Regions from separate parts of the Homo sapiens genome. Here region 2 is linked to region 1. A link is a loop called in an ENCODE intact Hi-C map of the cell type or tissue named here. Cell type or tissue: A673. All regions are shown on one strand.

What was found. A loop is a pair of places that touch in the nucleus more often than their neighbours do. Peaks named below come from ENCODE experiments on the same cell type or tissue, not always from the same donor. Only the 100,000 strongest peaks of a DNase experiment are listed, where the experiment ranks them.
Region 2: a loop joins it to region 1, with 2.4 times the contacts of the local background. A loop is called at or near these places in 2 of 110 quality-filtered maps.

What each region holds. Positions count from the first base shown.
Region 1 is chr9:80,444,498-80,452,497 of GRCh38, forward strand. LOC105376103 (a long non-coding RNA gene) reads left to right here. Exons shown (of 3, transcript XR_929989.3): 2 at 3,550-3,607; 3 at 6,679-6,975. Among named protein-coding and RNA genes, the nearest start is that of LINC01507, 620 kb to the left of the region's middle. In A673, no CTCF peak of the experiment used is centred here; DNase peaks (open chromatin) are centred at 3,584 and 4,704; H3K27ac peaks cover 3,145 bases.
Region 2 is chr9:80,500,259-80,508,258 of GRCh38, forward strand. No RefSeq gene overlaps it. Among named protein-coding and RNA genes, the nearest start is that of LINC01507, 680 kb to the left of the region's middle. In A673, no CTCF peak of the experiment used is centred here; no DNase peak of the experiment used is centred here.

The DNA.
Region 1 (8,000 bases):
TTCCTTTAACTAATAGTGTAATTGGGAATGTAATTGTGGGCTTAAAGTTCTTTTTTTTTTAAATTGCCAGATGTTTGCAAATATTATTTCATGCCTTTTTCCATCTACGATGTGCTTTTTGTATGTAAAATGTTTATCCTTCCTGGATATAGAGTTTTCTACTTGTATTTGATATTTTTAAAATTTTACTGAACTATGTTTACCTGTGTGTTTGTGTATGTGTTTTAACTTGTCCTATTGGCACTTATAAACTCTTTTTAATCGAGATCTTACAACTTTCTTTAATTCTGAAAAATTCTCTGCCATTATTTTACATTTTAAGATGTTTTTATAAGGAAGTTTTGAAATCTTATTCCCTTCTTCCACTTCTTCTGGGAGGTCATTTAAATCGGTATAACAATAGCTATTTCATCTCTATTTATCTTTTTCTTTCTCATTCATTTCTTCTATCTCTTTCCCATGTGTTTGGAATAATTTTTTTTTCCTACGATTTGTTACTAAATAGTGCATTTTCTAATTGGAAACATTCTTCTATTCTGTACCTCAACTGACTTTGTTATTTCAACAATTACATATATTTTTCATATTCAGCAGTTCCAGTTGATTCTTTTCTTTAAAACATATAACTTCTTTTTTTTTTGGTTTATATTTTCAATAACTTCTCTCATCTCTGTAAAAGTTATTGGTGATTGTCACCTCTCATCTGGCTTGTTTCCATCTGGACTCCTGGTTTCTATCTATTTCTCCTACAGCCTATGTATTAGTCAGGGTTCTCCAGAGGGACAGAACTAATAGGATATGTGTATATATGAAAGAGAGTTTATTAGGCAGAATTGGCTCACACAATCTCAAGGCAAAGTCCCATGATAGGCCTTCTGCAAGCTGGGGAAGAAAGAAGCCAATAGTGGGTCAGTCCAAGCCCAAAAGCCTCGAAAGCAGGGAAGCCAACAGTGTAGCCTTCAGTCTGTGGCTGAAGGCCCAACAGCCCTGTCAAAACACTGATGTAAGTCCAAGAGTCCAAAGGCCAAAGAACCTGGAGTCTGATATCCAAGGGCATGAAGAATGGAAGGAAGCATCCAGCATCAGAGAATGATTAAAGCCAGAAGATTCAGCAAGCCAGCTTAGCCCACACTCTTCCACCTGCTTTGTTCTAGCAGCCCACCCAGATTGAGTGTAGGTCTTCCTCTCTCAGTCCACTGACTCAAATGTCAGTCTCCTCTGGCAACACCCTCACAGACACACCCAAGCCTCATACTTTACCAGCTATCTAGACATCCTTCCATCTAATCAAGCTGACACCTAATATTAACCATCACAGTAATTACGTTTAAATTACATTATGAGTCTACCTCATTCACTAGTTCTGTTTTTTTTTTTTTCTGGTGTAGACTCTTCAGCTTATTTTTCTTTCATAATGATTGAATTTCTTTGATGTTTCATTATACAAATATATCACACACACAGAGGCTCATATGCCATTGGGAATTTTAGTTATCAGGTATTTTTATTTTGTTTTCATTATCAGTTATCATCAGTTATAATTACCGTGGCCTCTGCTATTTATTTGGGGCCAGGCAAAAACCCAATACTTTACCAGCTATCTAGACGTCCTTCCATTCAATCAAGTTGACACCTAATATTAACCATCGCAGTAATTATTATGTTTAAGTTACATTATTAGTCTACCTCATTCATTAGTTCTGTTTTTTTTCTGGTATAGATGCTTTAGCTTATTTTTCTTTCATAATGATTGAATTTCATTGATGGTTCGTTATACAAATATATCACACACACAGAGGCTCATATACCATTGGGAATTTCACTTATCATATATTTTTATTTTTTATTCATTATCAATTATCAGTTATAATTATCCTGGCCTCTGCTGTTTATTTGGGGCCAGGCAAAAACCCAGGATTCTCACATACTCTTGCAGGTAACTTTAGGGAGCAGATTGGAGGCGCAGTACAGTAGGTGTAGTTTATGGTATTGCAATCCTGGCTGGTCACTTTATCCTGCTCCATTTACCCACTATTCCTACTCTGTAACCTAACCTGGAGATATTTTCCTCCAGGAAATGGAGTTTATGAAATGGGATTTGCATATCCAGGGCACCAAAAGCCTGCTTTTTATATATGTATTATTATTATTTTTAATCTGAGCTACTCTTTAGACATCTCCTAATCTTACTATTTTGTTATCAGCTGATTCTGGATGGCTTTGTTGTTTCTTGACCTTCTACATCAACAGGATAGACGATTATTATCCCAAGGTCAATAAAGGAAAAGAAAAGGGCACAGCTAGAATAACTTCTCCCACAAAGTCCCTGCTTATGATGTCTTGCTATTTTTGTTTCTGGGCTGATAATACCATCTACCTAGAGACCCAATCATCTTGTGTCTTTGTGAATGTTTCTACTAGACTTTGTATTTAGTTCTGAAAAAAAATTAAGACTCCCTTTTACCTTTTGTTTCATAACCAAATTTGACTCAGAAATCTTATTTGATATTCAGAGATTTTTAAGATTTTGGGGGCTTTAATGTTTGCATGCTTTCCATCATTATTTTTTCTGGTTTGTCATTTATTTCTTTGTTTATACAAATAGATACTGAAACCCAAGATTATATTAAATCAGGTTATAACAAGATTTTTAAAATAGTTGATATTTTAAAGGTCATTCACGATTAAACTTCTTCCTGTCATGGCAGTAAGAATACTTACAAAGTACAACATGTAACTCGGATGGCTAAAATGAAAATTGTTGATTGGAGGTATTGAAAAGTTGCAGCTGGGATTTGAACAAATAAAGTATTGGTAGGATCCCCAGAAGTAGAAACAGTAGAAAGCCATTGCCAATTCAATGGTCAAAGAGACAAGGGAGGAAAGACATTACTGGAGCTCAGTGAGAATTGGAAACGTGGAGGAGCCAATTCTAGGGGGAAGGAATCCATAGCTCCTTTGCCCTAGATGGAGGGGCCATCTAGGGGGACGCTACAGTCATGGAGGGACAGAGCTTCTACCAGAACATCTCCATGGAATTAGGAAGGGAGTGAGGAAGTAATGCACCTTTATTCTCTCCTCCCACCCTCGTGTCCTGCCAGTGCCAACCCTTGGTTGAACCCAAATAGAAGCCAAAATAGTAAGGAGGTAAGAAGAAGCAGGCCAAAGAGGTAGCTTTCTGGGGAACAGGACAGGTCAGATAAGGTTGACTAATAGACATGAGAAGAGAATAAATTGAGTATTACCAGAATTCTAGCCTTTCTGTGCTTACCTTCTATCTTGGTGTTTTATAATACTCAATTAGACGATTCTGGTAACTTTGTCACAAATGTTCTATTCCCCCTTTTTCCCTGAAAATTTTCATTTATCCTACAGTGCTCCTCACTAACATCCGCGCCTCTGTGAAAATCTTCTTTATCTCATTCCTCTGAGTTTGGTAATTTGCCTACTGTTTGCACATAGCACTTACTATTTACTTTCATTACAACAATTTTCACATTTCATCTTAATTGATTAGTGGCTTTTCATTCTTTTTCTCATCTCTTCCAGAACAGAAATTGTCTTGTCATTCTGTGTCCCTTGGGACTCCTATTATTACTGGCAGATGGTAAGTGCCCAGAAAAAAATTCACAAGTGAATAAAAGGGAGAATGAATGAGTATGAGAGTATCTTCCCCAAGAGAAAAGGAAAGAGTGGGCAAATCGATCACAAGCAAACAAGGAAAGTAGGAGATTGAGGAATTAAGAAATAAATGATGTTATCAGTGAGAACAATATAGAAGGCTTAAAGTCAAAAATAAAATGGAATTAGGCTAAAACTTAAGTGGAAAGATAAAGTCAACAAAACGAAATGAAAAACCAAAAAGCTGAACACATTTTAAAAGGTATGCAATCCAAATAAAATGGAGTTCACAAATATTTTCTGTAATTGGTAACAAAAAAATCTAATTTAGAGATGACTTTTCTTAAGGTGCTGAGAAAATAATTTTAATGTTAATTCACCCTTTTATTCTTTGATTTCAGCAAATTTTGATGATTACATTTTCTAAATCCATGATTAAACTTCTCTGCCATGGCGTAAGTGTACTTACAAAAACCAAAATGTAAAGGGTAAAGTGAGGTTGGCACCATTTTAAAACTCTGTACCCATATTTTGTTTTAGTAGTCAAAGTTTACATTTAAACTTGGTATTTGTTTATAGTTAATAAAAAGAAAAGAACATATGCTGTTATTTAAGTGCTCTGGTGAATAATTTCCCCTTATTTCTAAAGCTATAACTGATATTTGAAGACTGACCCACTCATCTAAAGTTTAGATAACTCAAGGCAGATTTTAGAAGTATTTCTTCACACTCAGGATTATTAAGTATGAAAGGACGTATGTCCATCCAAAATTCGTAGTACTCATTTTGCTAAAATTTATTTTATATAGCCTAGCCAAGACAGTACAACATTTTGCTAATTAGTAATGGCTCATTTAAATAGCCACTGGTTTCTACATATTTCCACACACGAAAAGAAGGAAGGAAGGAAGGAAGGAAGGAAGGAAGGAAGGAAGGAAGGAAGAAAGGAAGGAAGGAAGGAAGGAAGGAAGGAAGGAAAAAGAGAGAGAGAGTTTTAATAGGTTTTATTATTGAGTTATGTTAAGGCCAACAGATCAGGAGATGATTGCCATTGAAAAGATAGTTTGTGGGCTAGGCATGGTGGCTCACACCTATAATCCTTTGGAGGCCAAGGTGGGAAGATTACTTGAGGCCAGGAGTTCAAAACCAGCCAGGGAATCGTAGCAAGATCCCTTTCTCTACAAATAAATAAATGAATTAACTGGGTATGATGCCATATGCCTATAGTTCAAGCTCCTTGGGAGGCTGAGGCAGGAGGATTATTTAAGTTCAGGAGTTTGAGGTTGACATGAGCTATAATCACCCTACTGCACCCCACCCTGGGTGACAGAGTGAGAATCTATCTCTAAAAAACAACAAAAAGATAATGTGTTATACTTACAGATGGAGACACAGGGGCTCACATAGGCCAGCATGCGGTGGGGGAGGTGCAGTCAGGAGGCAAAGGGAGAGGGAAAATCTTGAGCCAAGAGCCTTTATTGTGGTTTCCTCGGGAGAAATTACAGCAGGATCAGGGTCATAGGTGCTGTCTCTAGTTGTCTAGGACCTAGCCCTGGAATGCTAAGGGAAGATGGATAGTGGCTTAGAGTACAGAGTGTAAGCTGTGCATTGGTTGATTTGCATATGAAAGTTGTGCTCGCAGGTGAGTTGTTTACTCTCTCTAGTAACTGGCTAATCCTGGAGTGAGCTGACTTCCTCTAGGGTCAGCAGGGCCTCAGATGTCAAAACATCAAAATATAGATAGACACGGTTAATATAAGAAGGAAAGGAAGGATATTTTATGAATGAATACATGAAGAGCAAATAAATATTTCATATTAGAATTCTGGTGCAAGACTAACAAAAGTGTATATGTTTTTAGTCTAGAAACGTTTAATGAAAATATGGTCAGATAAAAATAATAATAAACAGTATTATATAGAATGTTTTGTCATGGATGACCTCAAATACTATTATATTTGTAATTTAAAATATATGATCCTGTGAGTCATGAATTTATAGAAATTGACTTGCAGAACTTCAATTAATGACCTTGATTATTTTTCTGTAAGAAGAGAGGGAGAGGTTATGTGAGTGCAAGTAAATTAACCTTTCATTCCATACCCTACCAACTTCTTCTCCACTGACAAGTAATCAAGATTGTTTGACAGAAACAGCAAGTTGTTTAGCTTCTCAGCTCTCCTGCCGCTAAAATATGATGTCAGATAATTTGTTCCTGTTTAGGTCTAGCTTGATTACTTCTGGTTCCCTGAGATTTGAATTGATGAAGTTTTACTTTAGTTACATAGCAGTGTTAATAAATGCTGTCCTGTTTATTAATGAGATGCCAAAACTGTATTGTTATATTTAGAGGACAGAGCCAAGTTCATGTAACTTAAAGTAGTTGAATGTAATAAAAGGTTAATTAGACTTCATGACCTGTTTGGAATATGTCTTGGGTCTCAATACCATTTAACTTTCAATGCAAAATACCAAAATCCAGAATTAATTTATAAGATAACAATTTAATAGTCTGTCATTTAAATAGTAAATGATTCTAACACCTCCTGAAGATATGTAAAACTGAAAGAAATACTGAAAACAAAAACTTAAAAGAGGAAAGCAAAATAAGATTCAGTCAAGGCCAGCCAAAGTGTTATTTCCTTTGATTCAGTGTGAGTATATTACATGAACATTTTATTCACACTGTATACACAGGATGTCAAACAGTCCCCACTGAAGGAAGAATCATTGTGAGAGCTTTCTATAAATTATTCAGATGTATAATATGAAGAATTTAAAATACAATGCAATCATTGGGTAGAGAATATATGCTACAGAAAATTTCTAACTCAACTTTACCTTCTCATTTTCGACTGAGGGTAAGTGAAAAATATTAACTTGAAAGACCACGCAAGAACACTATTCAATGGCTAATAAAAATTTTTATAGGTGAAAATAAAACTGCACAAAGTTCTAGCCATATTGAAATCACAAAATAAAATTATCTGAATTGTCTAAAAATTCATCTAATGAAAATTTCACTGAGAAATTTAATAATTTTTTTTCATGTTTCAGGCAAACAGAATGCAAAAGAAGTCCATATCTAGAGAAATCCTGGTGGAATTTTTCAAACTTCTATGACAAAAAAAAGTCCGATGAGTTTCTAGATTTTAAAAAGTACTAAATTACTTTTTAAAAAATCAACTTTACAAACAACATGAAAACAGAATGTTTAAGAGGAAAAATTATGTGTAGCTTATAATAATAATTATATCCCAGTTTTCCTTACTTTACTGGAGTACAGAGAAATGACTTTTTAAAAAGGTATACAAGTTTTATTAAATAAAAGTCAATGTGAGCTTCTTAATATTACCATTCTGACTTAACAACAATTGTATTTATAAGAAATATGTATTTAGCTACTAAAGTATAATAGCAAAAACTAAAATATGCTTTGAATAAGAGATTTCTCTCTCCTGTGTTATATAATACTCTCCTTTTACTGAAATTTCCTCTATATAGCATAGATCGTTGAGTATCATATGAATATTACCTTGAGTAAGTTTCGGTAGTTTTGTCTTTAAAAATATGTCCATTTCATATAGGTTGTTTAATTTATGGGCTTAGAGTTGTTCACAGCATCCCTTTGTTCTTTAAATGTCAGTACAGTCTGTAGTGATGTTTCTTTATTAGTTCTTATTGTTTGTAATTTGCATTTTCTCTTTTTTTTGGTCATTCTAACTAGAAATTTATTAATTTTATTGAAATTTCTAAACAATCAGCCTTTGGGTAAATTAGTTTTCTTTTTCTTCTGTTCTAAATTTCATTGATTTCTGCTCTCATTTTCATTATCCTTTCTTCTATTTGCTTTTGGTTTAATTTGTTCTTCTATTTTTCTCTCAGAAGGAGGTTAGATAATTCATGTGAATTCTGTTTTCTTTTCTAATATAAGCATTTAAAGCTATCAGTCTCCCTCTACGCACCACTTTAGCTACATTGTCAAATTTTGAAAATAATAAGAGCTATTTATGACAAACCCACAGTCAATATCATGTTGAATGGGCAAAAGTTGTAAGCATTCCCTTTGAAAATTGGTACAAGACAAGGATGCCCTCTCTCACCTCTCCTATTCAACACAGTATTGGAAATTCTGGCCAAGGCAATCAGCAAGAGAAAAAAATAAAGGATATTAAATAGGAAGAGAGGAAGTCAAATTGTCTCGGTTTGTAGATGACATTATCCTATATTTAGAAAACCACATCATCTCAGCCCAAAAATTCCTGAAACTGATAAGCAATTTCAGCAAAGTCTCAGGATACAAAATCAATGTGCAAAAATCACAAGCATTCCTTAACACCAACAATAGATAAGCAGAGAGCCAAATCATGAATGAACTC
Region 2 (8,000 bases), 56 kb after region 1:
CATTTGCACTGATGTAATAGAATGTCCGTGAATATTACTGGATAAGAAAGTAAAAGATTCTGAGGAAAAAAAGCACGTATAAAAAAAAAGTCAGTAAAATAATTTGTGTAGGGTAGTTTGTGTATATAGGGAAAAATCTGGTAGGATAAATACTAAATTGGTCTTGGGCCTTACAATCCAGCAGAGGATTGAGGTGGCCGTACTGCTGCTGCTGCTGCTGCTGTTACTGCCACAGCCACTACCCCTGCTGGCTCACATGTGCCAGTGAGGCTCTACATCGTCTACATGTTAACTCATCTAATTCCCATACCATTTCTATTTCACAGATGAAGACACTGAGGGCTGAAGGGTATTAATACTCTGGCACAACAAAGGCAGAAAATTCAGTTTACACTGCATACATTTCTCCTCGTGACCTCTCACTCAAACCTCCACAAAGCTGCTTAGCATGATCATGTTAAAACTGAAAATCAGATCAGGTTACTCCTCTGCACAAACCCCTTCTTTGTCTTTTCCTCTCTAAGAATGAAGTCTGACATCCTTGCTAGGGCCTGCAGGACCCTGGGTTCTGCTCCCACTTGGACTTCATCACCTAACAAGTAACCCCATTTCTTTCCTCATTCTTCCCGGCTTGTTATGCTAGTAGATCACATTATTTAAGCCCTTCTCAAATATCTGGCCTCCCGCAGGTTGATCTTCTATCTCATCCCTTTTGAACTCCTTATGCTTATTACATATTTATTAATATTAAGGCGCTTATTATCTGTTTTTCCGTGCTAGAATGTAAACTCCATGAAGGTATGGACTTTGTTTTATTCCAATATCCTAAATGCCTAGAAAGGATATGTGATACCTAGTAGGTGTTCATTAAATATTTATTGAATAAATAAATGGCTGCTTAAAATAATACTAATGTGAGTTACAGCAAGAATATGTTACAATTAAGAAGATTAAATAGTATGAGACTATGTGTGGGAGTATATGCATATGTAAAAATAAAAAAAAGAGAGTGACAGATAAAGGGAAGCAGTCTATATGGAGCTAGTTCTACTTATAAAGAGGTCCACTGTAACCTGGAATAATCTTTATTTTTCACCAACAGTCCCATGATCCTGCACCCACCTGCCTCAACTACCGCATGTTCACGCAAATAAAAATATGTTACTGAGTAAATGAACTGTATCTGGGCGAATAAATGAACTGTATCTGGGCAAATAAATGAATTAAATACTTATAAAAGAACATGATTCCTGATCTCATTTAATAATGAAGTCAATTTCAACAACTACATTATTTTTAGCTCTACAACGCTGTAATTCTAACTAATCTAAGAAAATCACTTACATATTCCTCATGTTTCAAAGGCTGCATTGATCACTCATGGTTTGGTTAAGAAAATGGAATCAGGTCTATGTATTCCAGTTACAAAGGGTTTTAGTATAAGAGACAAGAGGTTTAGGAAAAGCTTAGAAAGCAAAAGTGTGTGAAGCCACTACTGATTTACTCAGCCTGAAGCTCTGAATCATGTGGTTCTCATGGATGTCCCAGGAAGCTGTTGCAATTCTCAAAAATTGCTGGGAAATTCCCACCAACGATTTCAGTCTGTGGCAGCAAAAGGGTGGTTGTCAAGAGCTTACCAAAAAGTCCCCATGAATCAAATCCCACATGTCTGGATAGACCTTCCGGAGAATAATGACCTCTCTTTCCCTTCTGCTCTAAGCCTCATGCAAGTGCCTCTCATCGGCAAACACTATGTTTCATGGAGGGTGTTTGGAAATTATTGCTCCTGCCTCTCCTCCAAAATAGAGAAGAAATCTTCGAGGGAGATGGTGGTGATGCTGATTTGACAATGAGTAGTCTGTCTGATGGGCTGCTTTTAATGGCACATATTTTTATGAGTGAGAGATGAAAACATCAACTAGTTACCTCTTCTGAATAAGATCCTTCCAGCTACTTGAAAATTTATAAATACCTTCATCATTTTTCTCTAAGTGTATACACATGTGTTTGTGCAGGTACTAGGTCAGAAGTTATAAACTAGCTAGGTACTATGATTTTTCTTTTTATGACTTACACACAATCTTTTTTTTTTGGTCATTTGAGCTGATATTTACAAATTGGAAAATCTTGCTTATAAATCTGGATTTATGGCTTTTCCTAAAAAAATTGGAAATCAGCCATGATGTTTGGATTTAAATATCCATTGTTCTTTAGACACAGCTTGCGCTCACACGTTTTTCCCAGCTCGTCACCTCTCAGAATGTTTTTTGCACCTAGTTCCGTTTGCTCATTGACATCACGACCTCCCTAGGCCCTAGAGACTTTAGAGTTTGTAACCTCTGCTCTAGAATGTGAAGGAGAAAATAATCAAGACTTTCATGTAGTTTCAATATGCTTAATGCTTTGTCAGGAAATATTTTTATGAGCTATTAGCTATGTCTGAAGCACATTTTCCCCCAAAGTCATGTTTCCTATGCATATTGTCACCCCATAAGTTAGGAACATTTTCAGTAACATTTTACAGTGTTGAATTTCATATATTTTTTAAAAATTAAATTTTTTTGACAAAAGTAGCTGTACACCCCATAAACTAAAAAACCGTAACAGTCCTATTGATAGTGAGGTTGTTCATTACACTTGTGACCCATGCCACTTAAATTCATGGTTTAGCAAAATACCAGTTACTGTAGATCATGGACATTTTGTGTCACTGAAAAGTAGACAAAATCATGACAGTTACATGTACAAAAGTCAAAAGGTACACATGTACTTTTTTATGTGTCTCTTCATGTTTATAAACATGTCGTTACATCACAGACACAAACGCACACACACACACACACACACACACACGCACATATTTCTCATATCCTTTTCCCACTCCCTCACATATAACAAAAATTAGTTCTAGGTGATAATAAACTGAAAGTCACCCTGACATTTTGAACTTCCAAGAAAAATCAGAAATCAATGCAATCATAAGGCAACTTGCTATGAAAATAATACAAAAATAAGCTTTAGAGATATGTGCTAAATAGGAAATAAGCAAACAAATAAAGGAAGCTAATTGCCTCAGCAGGAGAGGTATAAATTAAACTTTGAGCTTCATGTTCTGAGAGTCAGGCCTGGGTTGAAGTCAGGTGAAAAAATACCTTGTCACCAAAAGTGATTATAGACTATTCAGGTAATTTGGAAGCCTGAAGTCAGAGGGCTGGAAATGTACATATTCAAAAATACTTAAACTTTGGAAAGTTTTATAAATAACATGCAGCTGTCCAGCAATATGTATAATGTCTGCCAACTATATAAAGTCTCCACGAATTCTGTTTTGGTTTGGCATTCAGTATAGAAAAATAATATATCTGTTCCTTGTTTTCCACTTGTAGGCGACTACATTTGAGTGTTCTATATACAAGTCCTTGTTCTTCCCCATGACTGACATTCAAATACCAGAAATGACAAGTTATTGGCGATTGTGGAGAATAAAAATTCATTTATGTCTATAAATATCCAAGAGTTGTTTAGTTAGGAGGAAACAGATGACCTAACAGAAGACTAAATCTTGGCAAGTTGACTTTCATTGGCTGAACTCTGCCAATTTCATTCTAGCCAGCTGGTTTCCTCTAATCCTCTCCTGTTCCTTCTGTTTGAGTGATTTCGTAGGGTTTTTTTATGCCACATGCATCCATCACCACCTCCAAACAAAGAGCATGCTGGGTGAGAACAAAGCACAAATGAGAAGTATGAGGGGTTCACTCTACTGGAGATGAGGCCAAGGAAACTCAGCAAGAAATTCACACATTCATAACTACAAGTTAGTGACAATACAGAAAATTAAATTTAAGAGGGAGCCCCAGATCCTTTATTCTTGCAGTTTAGTTAACTGGACAGCTGGAAGCTCTCCAAATGACCTTTAGTTCAACCTAAATTATGTCATTCTTTCTGTGCTCAGAGAATCAGAGCTGAGGGGCAAGGAGTCCACAGAGGAAGACTTGTAGAGTGACAGGAAGCTTGCCCAGTTTGCATAAGGCAGTGAATTAGTTTGAGTCAATTAAGTTCATAATTTATTTCTTTTTAAGGATTCCATTTTTTTTTTCAAAATAGCCCTTTCCTTTAAATTTCATTCTAATGAAACATTCAAGTAAAGGTTTGATTACAATTAAAGTTTTCCTTCTAAGGGCTATTATTTGAGAGTGCCTTCTCAAATAAAGTTGGTGGGGTGAGACTGGAGGAAGAAAGAGAGAGGGAGGCACATGGGAAAACCCAACCCAGGTGCAGGATGAAGCCGAGGACCTAAAGAAAACCTGGAAGCACTATGAAGCAGGTATAAATCCAGCCTGTCTGTTCTAATTCCTGAGAAGGAAGGGCCAAAAGAACGGAGAGAAAACAGAAACAGTTATTTGATGGATGTTATACATTTAGGTTCTGTAATTACATGGGAAGTTGATTTATCACGGTGTCCTTGCATCAGTGAAACGTCAGAGGCGAGACACATGTGTGGCCTCATCAGAGGAGAAATTGTTTTTAGGAAGCTCTGGCTTTGCAATCTGGAAACGACAAGAATAACATGAGGTTAACGTTATAACTTTCTGAGAACTTTCAAAGCAATTAATGCATGAAATTAGACATGTAAAGAAGTGGAGAAAGGGAGAAATTCAAGTACGATAAGCAAAACTGGCAACTTGGAGAATCAAAATAATCTGTAAGTGTTTCTGAGACTGTTTTTGCTTAACTCAGAGGCCAAACATTCTTGCTAACTCAGAGGCCAAACATTCTTGCTTTCACTCTACTAATACACAGTAGGCTTTCTCATCTGGCATATGTTCACTCCATGTACCACAGATAAAGATTCTTAAAATGTTTCATGATTTTTCTTGTCCTTCACAAGATGTTAATGCCTGGACTCTCTTGCTTTTAATTATTGTTCATATTAGAAAATTAAAATATTTATCAAGACCTATACAATCAAGTTAAGCCAAGTTGTCTGTGTAAACAAAGCTTTAACAAACAAATCGTCTTTAGACAAAAATATCTTGAAAAATATACAAACAACTTTGAAAGTAAACAAGTAGCCTCAACTAATATTAAAAACCTCCATTTCTTTGCTTGAAAAATACAAATAGAAAACACATACATACACTTATATACACATGCTTATGCACCCATGTGGATACACACAGAGATGTGATAAGTGTTTAGATAGAGCTGAATATCAAAGGCTACAGATTGACCTCTGTCTCCCTCTGCTCCCCTTGCATTATTCTCAGGCTGAATACTGCATTATTTTGATGGCTTATGGACATTTTAATCAGTGTCAGATCATTCAGCCAATGATATAGGCATGGAGGACGTAGTCATAGTGTCTTATTTTCATTAGGAATCTAATGATTTTGAGCGCATGATGTTTCAAATCTCAATGAGAATGATGATAAGCTAAGGGCTACTTCTATGTTTTTTTGCATCAGAATGAAAATGCCCTGGGAAATAACGTAATATCCACCTTTGATGACTTCATTACAGTTGATTCTAAAGCCATAGTTAAGTAATAATGATTGGGTCATATATTATTAGTAGTAGTAGCAGTATTATGATTGTCCCCCTAAAAGCATTTTTCAAAGGCCAGAGAACAATGACTGTCAAGTTAGCCAAAATTCATTCAAGTTGATTTCATTTGAGGATTACCAGCAAAGTAAATTTTGAAACCTTTGCTATTAATTGATAAAACTTAATTCTAATGAGCAAGGAGTAGCACCTAGCCTCAGCTAATTACACAAGGCTTTTTACAGTGGTGTGCTAATGCCAGTTCACAGCAGCTCCCTTGAAAAAGCAATTGCTAAAGTTTTCATAAATTTTGAGAAACAGTTCTTTTAAAATTTAAATTATATAAACTTACAAGCAAATAAGTTATATTAAAACAATAAATTCTCAAAATGTATTGCTTACTAATTCACTACATTTTACTATTGTCTGTGCTTTTGGGGTCATCTCTATCTGCACACATAATTTATGTTTACATCTGAATGGAGGAAATATTATGTAATATGCTGCATAACATCTCCTCCCAGCTCTGTATTCAGTGAAGTCCCATTAGTATGTTGAAGGTGGCCATGGTGGTATTTACATTAAGGAAAGGACAATGGCACCAATCACGGTTTTTTACTTTTTATATTCTTTTGGAGGTCAAGCTATTAAACATTTATCACATCACTTATTTGAGTGTCTCTAATATACATATAGACCCTTCTTCTTTTTAATATTCTTGTCTATTTGGGGCTTTTAACTTGTGGAAGTTAAATTGTTCACTTTGTATTTATTTATCCTTGTTTTCTAACTCTGTCTTTTCTCTAATACCTGACTGCAGTGTTATAGGAGAAATAATGAAGTGTGGGATAATAGAATAGCATGTCTACCCTAGATGAGGCAGTGAGAAGTTTTGCCCGTTCAAGTCATTTTCCACCTCTCTTCTGTTTGCAGTGCCCAGAGGTTGTTGCAAATGAAAGTTATGTTTTCACTGTTGGAAAACTGGTTGACAAAATCACTTCAGGCCCCCGCTGTTTGCAATACACACTCTGACAAATATGCTGGTTAAGAAAAGAATTATTTCCAACTTACTCCCTTTGGCAGGTAAAAACAAAGACGAAAGTTGGCGTCTAACTACATATGTGTTTCTATGTTTTGTTTGTTTGCTTGTTGTGGTAATGTGAAACTAGAAGTTGATTCATTTGCATTTCCTTTAGATCTCAATAGAAGGCATCTGAATAAATTATTTGATAAAATAAATCAAATAATACATAAAATATGGCACTCTGGGCCATGGATACATCCTCTTCCCCTTGTCAAACTTGCAAAACACCTACAACTGTTGTTAGTAGCCAATAAAAAAAAAACTGGCTGATTTTGACAGGAAAAAACAGTTAAAAATGACTGAATTGCTCTCAGAATCACCAGGAGGGTTGGAGGACTCGCCACAGGGATACAAAGCCAGGAAAAGAAATATACCTGAACATACTCCATGTGCACAACCAAATGCTATTTGCTATTGGTTTTTTTGTTGACACCTTGAGCATTAAACACTGGATGTTATGCTTAGTACCACTATCATCATCCTTATTAACCACCACCATGACTAGAACAATCCATTGTGTTCCTTGTTTCTTTTCCCTGTTGGATCCTGGTTACAAATTTGGAAATGTGCATTTAATTGATACAACTTAACAAATGCCCAATTTCAGTCATGAAGGAGGCTAGAAAATGTGGTATTTGGCCTTCTCAGCATCTATAGAGGGATATCTTCATAATATGCGAAGTTACTCCAGCATAGATAAACAGCAGAGATACTGAGTTGTCAAAAAATTTGCAATCGTCCACAGCATTCTCTTAATTCTTCTGCTACATGGAGAAGCTCAGATCATTTCAATCCCATCTTTTTTATACCTGCTGTTTTGTTCCCTGCTATATGGCATATGGTGGAAACCAATTCCAAGAGCCCTGGAGACATTGCACCTGCACGTCCTGCACCTAAGTGATGTTTTTACTCTTGAGAAGAAAGAGCAATGTTCTAGCATGCACAGAACATATGCTAATCAGCTGCACTCTTCAGGCACAAATGAGGATAATGTGTTCATTGTTTAGACACTGGAATTGTTCATTACAAAATGACACAGTGTTTGCCAATTTTGTCTTCATTATAAATGTAAATATTAACTGGCGATATGCAAAAGAATACAAAAAGTCAACAGCAATTAATTGGCTTCTGTAGTAATTAGCAACTGTAAGGCAAACACTTAGGAGCCGTTGTAATTGTCTGCATTAGGAATACACCTCCTGTACAGATCTAATTAGCAATTTAAATAGTTCAGAAATTATATGCCTCTTGCCTTTACACTCCCTGAAGTACTGTTTGTTCATTAATGGGGGAAAAAATTGCTAGTAAATGTCATTTGCATTGTCTTGCGTTAAGGGCTCTACATCAAAGCCTCTGTTACTGCCTCATACTGAAT